Regions from separate parts of the Homo sapiens genome. Here region 1 is linked to region 2. Evidence: chromatin contacts called from ENCODE Hi-C data. All regions are on one chromosome and are shown on one strand. The core of a region is the stretch at or near the end of the contact, and the rest is flanking DNA. Distances in the headings are between cores, read along the strand shown. Region 1 holds the start of CZIB (CXXC motif containing zinc binding protein). Region 2 holds the start of EFCAB14 (EF-hand calcium binding domain 14).

Region 1 (5,017 bases), core at 1,292-3,791, 6.5 Mb after region 2:
CATGACTCTAGAACCCAGACCTACTAACTCCAGTTAGGATTTAAGCCCACCATCCCTGCCACTACAGCAGCAAACTTACATTGTAAGGCTTGATGGTGCTGCTTAAAATCTCTGAAATAGAAAAGAGAACACAAAGTTGACTTGAGTCCATACCCTCGCCCCAGCCAGGTGCCCACATGTGGCCCTGAAAAAGATCACGCTGTACAGGTGTCGGCATCTTAGGCCTGACTCCACCCTCAGGTAACATGAGTCTACTTTCAGCCTGGTGCCAGGAAGCTGTGGGCCACCCTGGCAGAACTCAGTACGCACAGCCTGACCTACCGATGGAATTTTCTCTTGCACACAGCTTGCACTTCTGGACCATGGAAGCACTGCCACGGCCCCCCTTCAGTGCCACACTGTCCTGGCAAAAAGCAAACAGAACTTTCAGTCACATATGAATTAGATGTACAGTCCTGAGGAGATCGAGCCCACCATTTATTGTCCACTTAAAGAGACCAAGACCCAGAAAGGGTAACTTACTAGGACAAGACTCCTGGGAAGGCTTCCTGAGGAAAATAAAAAAAGGGCTTCCCCTTGATTTTGAACTCTGCCTCATACCTCAAAGATGCCTATTGAATCCAGTGCTGATCACACTGACACCTACCCTCCCAAACCACAAAAAGCAGGGAGCAAAGAACTGGAGAGATGAAGGCCAGTTTCCCCAAATCCCTGCCCAGAAGTGTATGTGTGTTTGTGAGTGTTTATGTTGGGGGTTGGGCGGGGAACAGTTACCATCAGCCGGATGTACTGCCACTTGTCCGAAATCTCACCACAGTTGCCACATTTCATCTTTGGGGAAAAAGAATGTTAGTAAAGCAGCTGGCTCTGCTGCACAGACACCAAGGAAAGGGTAAGAACAGTGGGAGGTGGGCAGGCTCATGATCTACCTTCTTGATGGCAATCTCACTTCATCCCTAACACCTGCCCCAACAAGGACAAAACTAGAACTATCTCTGGGCAAAGGATAGGTAAGGCTGTTTCCTATGCCGGCGTGCCCACCCTCCTCTATGAAGTGCTCAGTGTGGCCGGGGATTCAAGGCACCTGTGGTGCAGAAATGGTTTCAGCGGAGGTGAGGGGGGGGAATATGGAGAGATTTGTTAGAAGATACAAAATTACAGCTATATGGGAGGAATAAGTTCTAGTGTTCTATAGCACTGTAGGATGACTATAGCTGACAATAATATATAGTTTCAAATAGCTAGGATATTAAATGCTCCCAACACAAAGAAATGATACACGTTTGAGGTGAATATGCTAACTACCTTGATCTGATCACAATACATTACATTTATCGGAACATCACTATATACCCCATAAATATGTACAATTCTGTGTCAATTAAGAAAAAAAAAGAGAAATGGCCTCAGCAGGCCCCCGACCCACTCTGCTTGGTTAGCTTTATGTTCCCACAGGCCCTGTATGTCACTGGTATAAGCACTTATCACTCTATTGTTACTCTATTTTTCTGTCTCCTTCACTCGATTCCGCTTCTTCAAGCCAAAGAACAGATTCTCCCAAGTAAGCCCTGGTATTCAGGCTTCAAAATCCTGGGAAACAAAAGTAGTCCGGAGGCAGCTTCCCGAAAAACAGGGCTTTTGAGAGGTACAGAAGGATGCTGGGATTTTTGACCAGGAGTAAAACAGAGCAGAAGCTCTGGGATCTGGAAGAGTGAAGAGCCTCGAACTGCTGGGGAAGGGGAGGCCTCTGTAGACCATGCCACTAGGGTACCAGCTTTACCAGTGTGGGAGGGCTAAGGAAGGGTGGATTACGCACAAAATTAAACTATTTCACAATAAAGAAAACCAAATCAATAAACGAAAGGCGAACTATTCACCTTATTAAATAATCACAAGCGTCCCTTCAAGTAGCATTTCGTTTAGTGTCCATTTACAGACCACGAAATATTTAACACAGGGAAGAACTACAAAATGAAGCTTTCCAAGACTGCCAATTAGAGATAAACCAATACACTTTAATAGAAAGCAAACGTAAAATTCTAACTAGGAAAACCCCGAACACTTAATGTGCCTGGTTAAATATTTTCTCATACTGCCGGAGAGAAGGCTCCGGTTCAGCACTGAGATCAGGACGGGCCTCCTCTCCCCGGGCCCCGCCCCGGCCGCACCTTCAGGTACCACCGGAAGTCCTCGCCCACGGGCCGGAGGTTGGTGATGTTCTCCAGCGTGGCTTTGAGTTGCAGCGCGATTTTCTGAGGGGGAGGGCCAGAGCGACTGCGTCAGCCGTGCCTGCGCAGCCCCACGCCTGCCCGACCCTCCCGCATTCCCAGCCGTGGGTGCCACAGGGAGACACTCCTTCTGCCTCCTGCTCCTTCAGCGCGCACCCACTCGCTTCATCTCCTCCTGGCGCGAGCTGTTGCCTCCCAGACCCTCGCCACCTCCCCTCCGTGTCCCCGCGGCGGGCGGCCTCCCCTCACCCCCATGGTAGCCCTCTCCGCCCGGTGCTGGCTGCGGCCCTTGCCGTTGCTTTCCGGCGCGTCGTAAAAGGCGGGTGCCGTCTGCGCACCCTCAGTAGGGCGGGGCCGGGGCCGGGCCGCGGGGCAGGGACTTCTGCGCGCCGCTGCTCGCCTGGCCCACTGGGCTTTTCGCATCTGGGGATCTGGGGCCAGTGGAGGTCAGCCAGGTCCGCGAGCAACCTGTGCTCAGGCCAGCGGAAGCCTGACTCCAGGATTCGGTGGTGCCACAGACAGTTACTGAACGCCAATTTTGTGCCTGCTTTAAGCGAACAGGACAGTTCCTGACCCTCAGTTCTTTCCAGGCTCTTCACTACTCTGCCTGCCCTGGAACTTCTCAGATCACGTCAGCTCCCTCTGCCCAGGGGAAAAGCTACAAAAGGAAGAGTTCCAAGACTGCCAAATAAAGATAAACCAATACGCTTTAAAAAGTAGAATGTATTGGTTTATCAGATTTGGGGATGATGCCTTTCTTCAAACTGCCCTTTCCTGTTTCACCCAAGAGACCTGGTTTCTAGGCCCTTCTCCAGAGTTTGCCCTGTGTCCACATCCTTCTCACTGTGGTCCTTGCGACTGGACATTCCCCTTCAGCTGGCTCTTTTTTGGGAGCCCACCTGGCTTATCCTTCTCTCATAACGTTTATTGAACTTTATTTTACCTGGCCTCCTGTCCAGGCTACATCTGAGACCATGCAGGAGCTGTGGAGATTAACGGTAAAAGGAACAGCACATTCAAGACTCTTCTAGGAGGTGGGGCAAGATAGCCAAATAGAACCCTCCAGTGATCCTCCTCCTCCTCTTCCCTGGCAGGAACACCAAACTGAACAACTATCCACACAAGAAAGCACCTTCATGAGAACCAAAACTCAGGTAGCAATCACAGTAGCTGGTTGTAACGTCACATCAAGATATAAGGCAATGGCTGGGTGCGGTGGCTCACACCTGTAATCCCAGTGCTTTGGGAGGCTGAGGCGGGCAGACCACCTGAGGTCAGGAGTTTGAGACCTAGCTGGCCAACATAGTGAAACCCTGTCTCTACTAAAAATACAAAAATCAGCCGAGTATGGCAGTGCACACCTGTAGTCCCAGCTACTCCGGAGGCTAAGGCAGGAGAATTGTTTGAACCCGGGAGGTGGAGGTTGTAGTGAGCTGAGATCATGCCATTGCACTCTAGCCTGGGTGACAGAGTGAGACTCTATCTCATAAAAGAAGAAAAAAAAAGGAACAAGGCAATGAAGAGGGTAGGAAAGACAGTCTTGAATTGCTACCACCACCCCTCCCTCATCCTCTGGCAGCACCTGGCTGCCTGGCATAGAGAGAGAATCTGTGTGCTTATGGGACTTTGCATTGGAACTGAGTTTTGCCCTGTCACAGTGGAAAGCAACTCAGGGCAGAATTCAGCTAGTGCCCACAGAGGAAGCACTTAGAGAAACCCTAGCCAGAGGGGAATCATCCATCCCAGTGGTCAGGTTCTGGCGAGCCCCACCACCACTGGCTAAAGTGCTTCAGGGTCCTAAATAAATTCGAAAGGCAGTCTAGGCCACAAAGACTGCAATTCCTGGGCAAGTCCTGGTGCTGTGCTGAGCTCAGAGCCCGTGGACTTGGGGTGCACACAGCCTAGTGAGATACCAGTTGGGGAGCCAAAGGAGTGTTTATGTCACCAGTCCCCCAACCCCAGGCAGCACAGCTCACGGCTCCAGGAGAGACTCCTTTCCCTTAGAGGAAAGGAGAGGGGAAAGTAAAGAGGACTTTGTCTTACAGCTTGGATACCATCCCAGCCACAGTAGAATAAAACACCACGCAGAGTCCCGAAGCCCCCTTGCCAGGCTCTATCTCCCAGATATTTCTAGAGCTACCATGGGCCAGAAGGGAACCCGCTGCTTTGAAGGAAAGGACCCAGTCCTGGCAGGATTCATCACCTGCTGACTAAAGAGCTGTTGGGCCTTGAATAAACATTTGTAATAGCCACAGTACTGGGTGAGGCCCAGTACTGTGCTGCCTTCAGGTGTGACCCAGTGCCTTCCCAGTAATGGTTGCCACAGGGAGAGACTCCTTCTGCTTAAGGAAAAGAGAGGAAAGAGTTAAAAAGGAGTTGGTCTTGCAACTTGGGTACCAGCTCAGCCACAGTAAAATAAAGCACCAAGTAGGTTTCTAAAGCCCGGACTCCATGCCCTAGCTCCTGGACAGCATTTCTAAACCCACCCTGGGCCAGAAGGGAACCTGCCACCCCAAAGGGTAAGACACAAGCCTGGCTGGATTCACCACCTGCTGACTAAAGAGCCTTTGGGCTTTGAATAAACATCAGCAATAACCAGGCAATAGTCACCATGGGCCTTGGGCAAGACCCACTACTGTGCTGGCTTCAGGTTTGACACAGCACAGTTCCAGCAGTGGTGGCCACAGGGGTGCTTGTGTCACTCCTCTCCCAACTCCAGGCAGCTCAGCATGGAGAGAGAGACTCCATTTATTTGGGAGAAAGTAAGGGAAGATAACAAGAGACTCTGC
Region 2 (5,340 bases), core at 847-3,346:
CAAGGTCTAAACTAACTTAGTAGGGTTACTACTCCAGGTACCTTCTGATGAAGGTAACACTTCAACTGATCTTCATAACCCAAACCCAGGATTGCCCTTAACAGCCTTAGCTGACAAAGCTCATTAGAAATCAAACTCTTCCTTTAACAAAACAAGACATTTTAAACCAACCAACCACTCAATGTCAGCACCCCGACCTTCTGCCTAGCCATTGTTTCTACATCCTCAGCAGAATCCTCTTTTCTTTTAGTGTGCTCTGAGAGAGTCAAAGGACGTTTTTGAAGTTCCCTTTAGTCCTTTCCCATCCTGAGCCCCAATCCCAATGTCCTCAAATCTTACTACTTGATTTGCCTAGTGGTCTCTCCACCTATGAATGGCTAGGGAAAATGATGCCTCTTCTTTTGCCCCCCGACCCCACCTACTCTCAAGGCTCATACTTCCTACAGTATATCTCTCACCATATTTCCCCACCACCAATATTCAGACTCATCAAGAGTGCAAAAACGAAATAATCTGCAGTCTTAAAGTCTCTGCTTCTCCTTTGTTCTACACTGTTTTAAAAAGTCTAGTCCCCAAAGCTTCTCTGCTCCTCTGTCTCCATTCTTTGCTTCTTTAGGACTCCCTGGGCTCTTGGCACATTCTCCAAGTCCACATTTCCACCTCAGATTTGGAGCTTTTCTTTCTACACCTAAAGACAGATCTCTAACTTATTCTTCATTCAGGATCTGAACTTACCTTCTCCCTAAAACCGTTTTTCCCTCTTTGACTTCCAAGGCCTACACCCTTTTTTCTTCCTAAGGACTTCCTTTCTCCTTCCTGTCAATGTGGCCCCTTGGTAGTGCAAGGAGATGCCTTCTTCCCATTCCACCTTTCACCACTACTCACTTGGCAAAGCGAGAGCGATTTCCAACCACACCGAATTCCTCTTCCTCTTCGGAGCTGGACTCAGAGTCTGAGTCGGGAGGCTCAGTGCGAAGCAGGCGGTGACTGCTTGGGCCTTTCTTGGGCTTCTTTCTCCGGCTGTCCCCAGCCAAACCAATCAATGCATTGAGCTCTTTGCGCTTTTTCATCTTTTTGTGTGGGGTGAGTGGAGCCCCGACTCCTGAGCTGCCAGGTTCGTACCCGATGCCCAATTCTCTTCCTGCCTTGGAGCTGCCTTCCAGGGTTGGGAATCCTGGGCCAGAGCCCCCTGGTCACTCCCACCTAGGGGTGGGACTGACCAGATCCGCCAGGGACTGGAGATTGGAGCCCAGAGGAAACTGGAACTCAGATGGGTGGGGGAAATCACATAGAAATGGCCAAGGAGCTGGTGACCCCAAAGGATAAGGCCTTGGGTGCAGAGTGTTAGTAGAGGGTGGAGAGGGACCTTTATCTCCCAAAGGGCGAAAAAAAAGCCAGGTCAAAAATGAAGGATTCTCAGCCCGGATAAGTAGGCAATACTTCTAAGGGTGCTCCAGGAGGTGAGGAAGGGCACGCTTAAAATACGTGTTTCGGACCTCCGGAGCAAGATTTCCAATGGAGAGGGAAGAGAAACTCGTTCTTGAATGGGAAGAGAGTGGGGAGGTGCAGAGTAAGAAAGTGGGAACGCGTCAGTCCCTTCCTTGCAGGAGAGGTGGCGGCAGGAGGGGGCTCCCAGCAGCTACAATCCCAACACTGCTTGGCCGCAGAGAAAATGCCCTGGCCAGGAAGCCGGCTGGGGTGTGTGATGATCACCGTTCTCCGGCCTCCGTCCTGAACGTGAAGGGGGCCCGAGGCCGAGGAAGATCCGGAGCCCGGCTAGAAGGGTCGGCCTGAGAGAAGCCAGTCCCGCGCCTGATAGACCCCCGCCCCGCTGTCTGGGCCTTGGGGACACGGTGCCGCGGGCGACGGCGGCTCGGCCGACCGAAAGCGCTCCCGCCCGGAGTTTGAGGTCTCCGGCACGGGCAACTCTCGGCCACTCACACGCGCAGGCCCCACTCCAGCCGCGACTCCGGCCCCTGCTCCGGCTTCGGCCGCGGCTGCTCCCGACACGTTGTTGTTGGCGTTGGTGGCGGCGGCTGCGGCGGCGGCGGCCGCGAGCTCCAGCCCCGGGCCATCGCTCCAGCCCCAGATCACTTCCCCTTTGGCAGCGGCCGCCTGCGCCGCCTGCCAGTAAGCCGCACTCCCATTGGTCGCCCGCTGGGGTGACGTCACGCCGGGGCGAAAGTCGTGGCGGAGAGGTGGGGCGTTAAAGGGGCCCTGCCCCGGCTGGGGCTGGGTCCCACCTGCCGATTAGGGTGGCCCCGCCCCCAGGAGGGCTTCCGGGACCTGCTGCGAACCTGAGCCGGGTGGAGTCCTGCATCCTGCGGAGCGCGGGCGGGGCAGGCAAAGCGCCCGGCTGCTCGACCTACTTCGAAAGTTCATCAGCCGCCCACGCCCCCTGGACTAACCAAGTCTGAAGGCTCCGCCTCTCTGACTCTCACACAGGCTGTTAAAAGTTTAGGCGCGTTTCAGATTAATTAACACATTCATTCAGTCAATAAATATTTATTGAGAGCTTACTTACTACGTGTCAGGAGCTGTTCTAGCGCTGGGGATACAGCCATGAACAAAATAACCAGGGTCCTTGTCTTCCTGTATAGTGTTGCCAGATTTAGCAAATAAAAATGTAGGACACCCAGTAAAGTTTGAATTTCAGAGAAACAGCAAACAATTTTTTAGCATTAAGACATCCCATGCAACATCTGGGACATCCTCACACTAAAAAATTATTCATTGTGTATGTGAAATGCAAGTTTAACTGAGCATCGTGTATCTTATCTGCCAATCTATTCCTGCAGTTTATTTATACTCTAGAGGGAGGAGAGCAACAATAGGCAAACATATTAAATGTCAGGAGGTGATAAGTGTTATGATGAAAATTGAAACACGGTCAGGTGATGGGGAGTGCCTCTGTGAAAAGGGAACATTTAGTCAGCTTATCGGAGGAGAGGTGAGGGAATGAGCTGTGCAGTGGCTGCAGGAAGGAGTGACCAGGAAGACCTGTTGTGGCTGGACCAGAAGAGCAAGGAGCAGAGTGATAGGAAATGAGGTCAGAGAAGCATCAGAGGCCAGGGCTTTAGGGCCTTATGGATCACTGAAAGGACTTTGGGAAAGCACTGGGGGCTTTAAGCTGAGAGGTAGCATACTCTGGCTTTTCCGTAAAAAAAAAAAAAAAAAAAAAAATTCACTCTGGGCCAGCGCGATGGCTCACGCCTGTAATCCCAGCATTTTGGGAGGCTGAGGTGGGCGGATCACAAGGTCAGGAGATGGAGACCATCCTGGCCAATATGGTGAAACCTTGTCTCTATTAAAAATACAAAAATTACCTGGGCGTGGTGGTGCGCGCTTGTAATCCCAGCTACTTGGGAGGCTGAGGCAAGAGAATGGCTTGAAACCGGGAGGCGGAGGTTGCAACAAGCCGAGATTGCACCACTGCACTTCAGTCTGGCAACAGAGCGAGACTCCGTCTCAAAAATAAATAAATAAATAAATAAATAAATAAATAAATAAATAAATAAATAAATAAAATAAAATAAAATAAAGGAAAAAATTACTCTGGCTACTTTGTAGAAAAAAGTGGGGGGAGAGTGAGGAACACAGGAGAGCAGTTTGTTACAGTCCAGCTAGAGATGATGCTGATAGATTAGAGAGGCAGTAGCAGAGATGGAGAGCATTCTGGATGTTTCTTGAAGACAGAGCTGACAATTTTTGCTGATAGATTAGATGAAAGGTGTGAAGAGAAGAGAGGGTTTGGCGGTGGAAACACTGGAAGCAAGGAATTGTTATTTATTGAGATGGGGTAGAGCAAGTTTGGGACAAGTTTGACAAGCCAATTCAATATTCAAATGGAGGCTGTTTGGTATACCCATTGAGAGTTCTCTGGGCACAGGTTGGGGCCTGAAATATCAATTGGGAAGTCATCAGATATAAATGGAATTTAAAGCAAAGTGCTTTGAGCTACTTGGAAGAAAGTCACTTAAAGTAATTTTTATGCCCATATTCTTACTGTGGCAATTACGCTGCTTTTGTCCAAGGATTCTCGCAAAGCCTGGGCCTGTATCTGATTTGTTTTTAAGTGTCTAGCCCAGAAGTGTACTCCTAAATAACGATGACCCAATAAATATGTGATGACTACATAAGTGGGCAGTGTTGCAAAGAGGTATGAGTGGACTTTTGGAATCAAAATCAAGAAACCTGGGACTCAATCATGTCTCTACTTCTTCCTGGCTCCATCAGCATGGAAGCCGTTTAGTTTCTCTGAGCTTCAGTTTTCTCCTCTGTAAAATGGGGATAAACACCTATTTCACAGGACAATGAGATGAATGTGAAAGTGTTTTTGAAGCCCCAAGTCATGGTGTATTGTCCCCTTTTGTTTCTAGAGCTTCATTGCCCAATACAGTAGCCAAACTGGCCACATATAACAATTTAAATCTACATTTAACATAATTAAAACAAAATACAAATTTTAAATTGGTTCTTCAGTATCATTGGCCACAGTGTCCAGTAGCCATATGTGGCAAGTGGCTACCAGGCAGCAAGTAATAGTACAATTCCACCACCACAGAAAGTTTTACTGGAGAGTTCTTCACTAATGCTTCCCTGAAGGACTGGGGATAGACAGGTGAGGCTCCTGACTTCAAGAACCATTTCTGAAACACATCCTGTGGTCACCAGAAGCCCCAGGCAGGAGAGGTGGCTGGCCCGAGGGTGGGGTGGCCCTCCTTTGTTGTAGATGATACAGGTTCCCAGGGAACCAGGGACTGAGGAACCCAGGGGAGTGGGGCAGGGCTGAGGACATACCACCCCCGCTGCAGGGACTTCTGGTCAGCCAGAGCCTGTGCTCTCTGTGGGTGGAGATCTCTCCCATGACTGGCCAGTGGGCTGGTCATGGGTGGGGAGGCTGCAGGAGTAGAATTGACAAACAGGGGAATGCTTCTGCTGGATCTGCCTCTCAGTCCTTCTGTCTGCCTGTTTGCTTATGATCTGTAGATAACACCCCTCCTTGTTGGGTAGACATCACACAGGATGCTGTCACCCTTTGAAAGTTACTGGCCAGCTGTTTCTTTTCCTTCAGGAGCTCTTGGATACCTCTCTGGCCTCCTTCCTCAGACCCGGGACCCTCAAGGCCAGGGATTAAGCCACCCCACTCAGAGTGGGGCCTCCTGCTGCCCTCCCACACCAGGACTCCCAAGGTTGTGATCCATCTTCTCCTTTGGGGTTGTTCATATTATGATCCTGGGGAGTCTGTTAACCTACTCAAAACTTGCCTGAAATGCAGTGAGTTTGGGGAAGTCACTTTAGAGTTCTGGCGCTTCAAAGTTTCTGTCTGTGATATGGGGA

Evidence for each region. A loop is a pair of places that touch in the nucleus more often than their neighbours do. Pooled maps may share reads with other maps.
Region 1: a loop to region 2 is called in a pooled map, with 10 times the contacts of the local background. The contact joins the promoter of CZIB here to the promoter of EFCAB14 in region 2. A Hi-C loop is called at or near these places in 4 of 50 pooled maps.

What each region holds. Positions count from the first base shown.
Region 1 is chr1:53,218,093-53,223,109 of GRCh38, forward strand. CZIB (CXXC motif containing zinc binding protein) reads right to left here and starts at 2,542. Exons shown (of 8, transcript NM_017887.3): 1 at 2,478-2,542; 2 at 2,169-2,252; 3 at 775-831; 4 at 322-403; 5 at 80-111. The coding sequence starts at 2,483. CZIB-DT (CZIB divergent transcript) reads left to right here and starts at 2,268. Exons shown (of 1, transcript NR_185918.1): 1 at 2,268-5,017. RefSeq lists an enhancer at 1,943-2,444 and silencers at 2,314-2,683, 2,814-2,873.
Region 2 is chr1:46,717,018-46,722,357 of GRCh38, forward strand. It overlaps EFCAB14 (EF-hand calcium binding domain 14), which reads right to left and starts at 2,097. Exons shown (of 11, transcript NM_014774.3): 1 at 886-2,097. The coding sequence starts at 1,070. RefSeq lists silencers at 1,902-1,951, 2,272-2,321.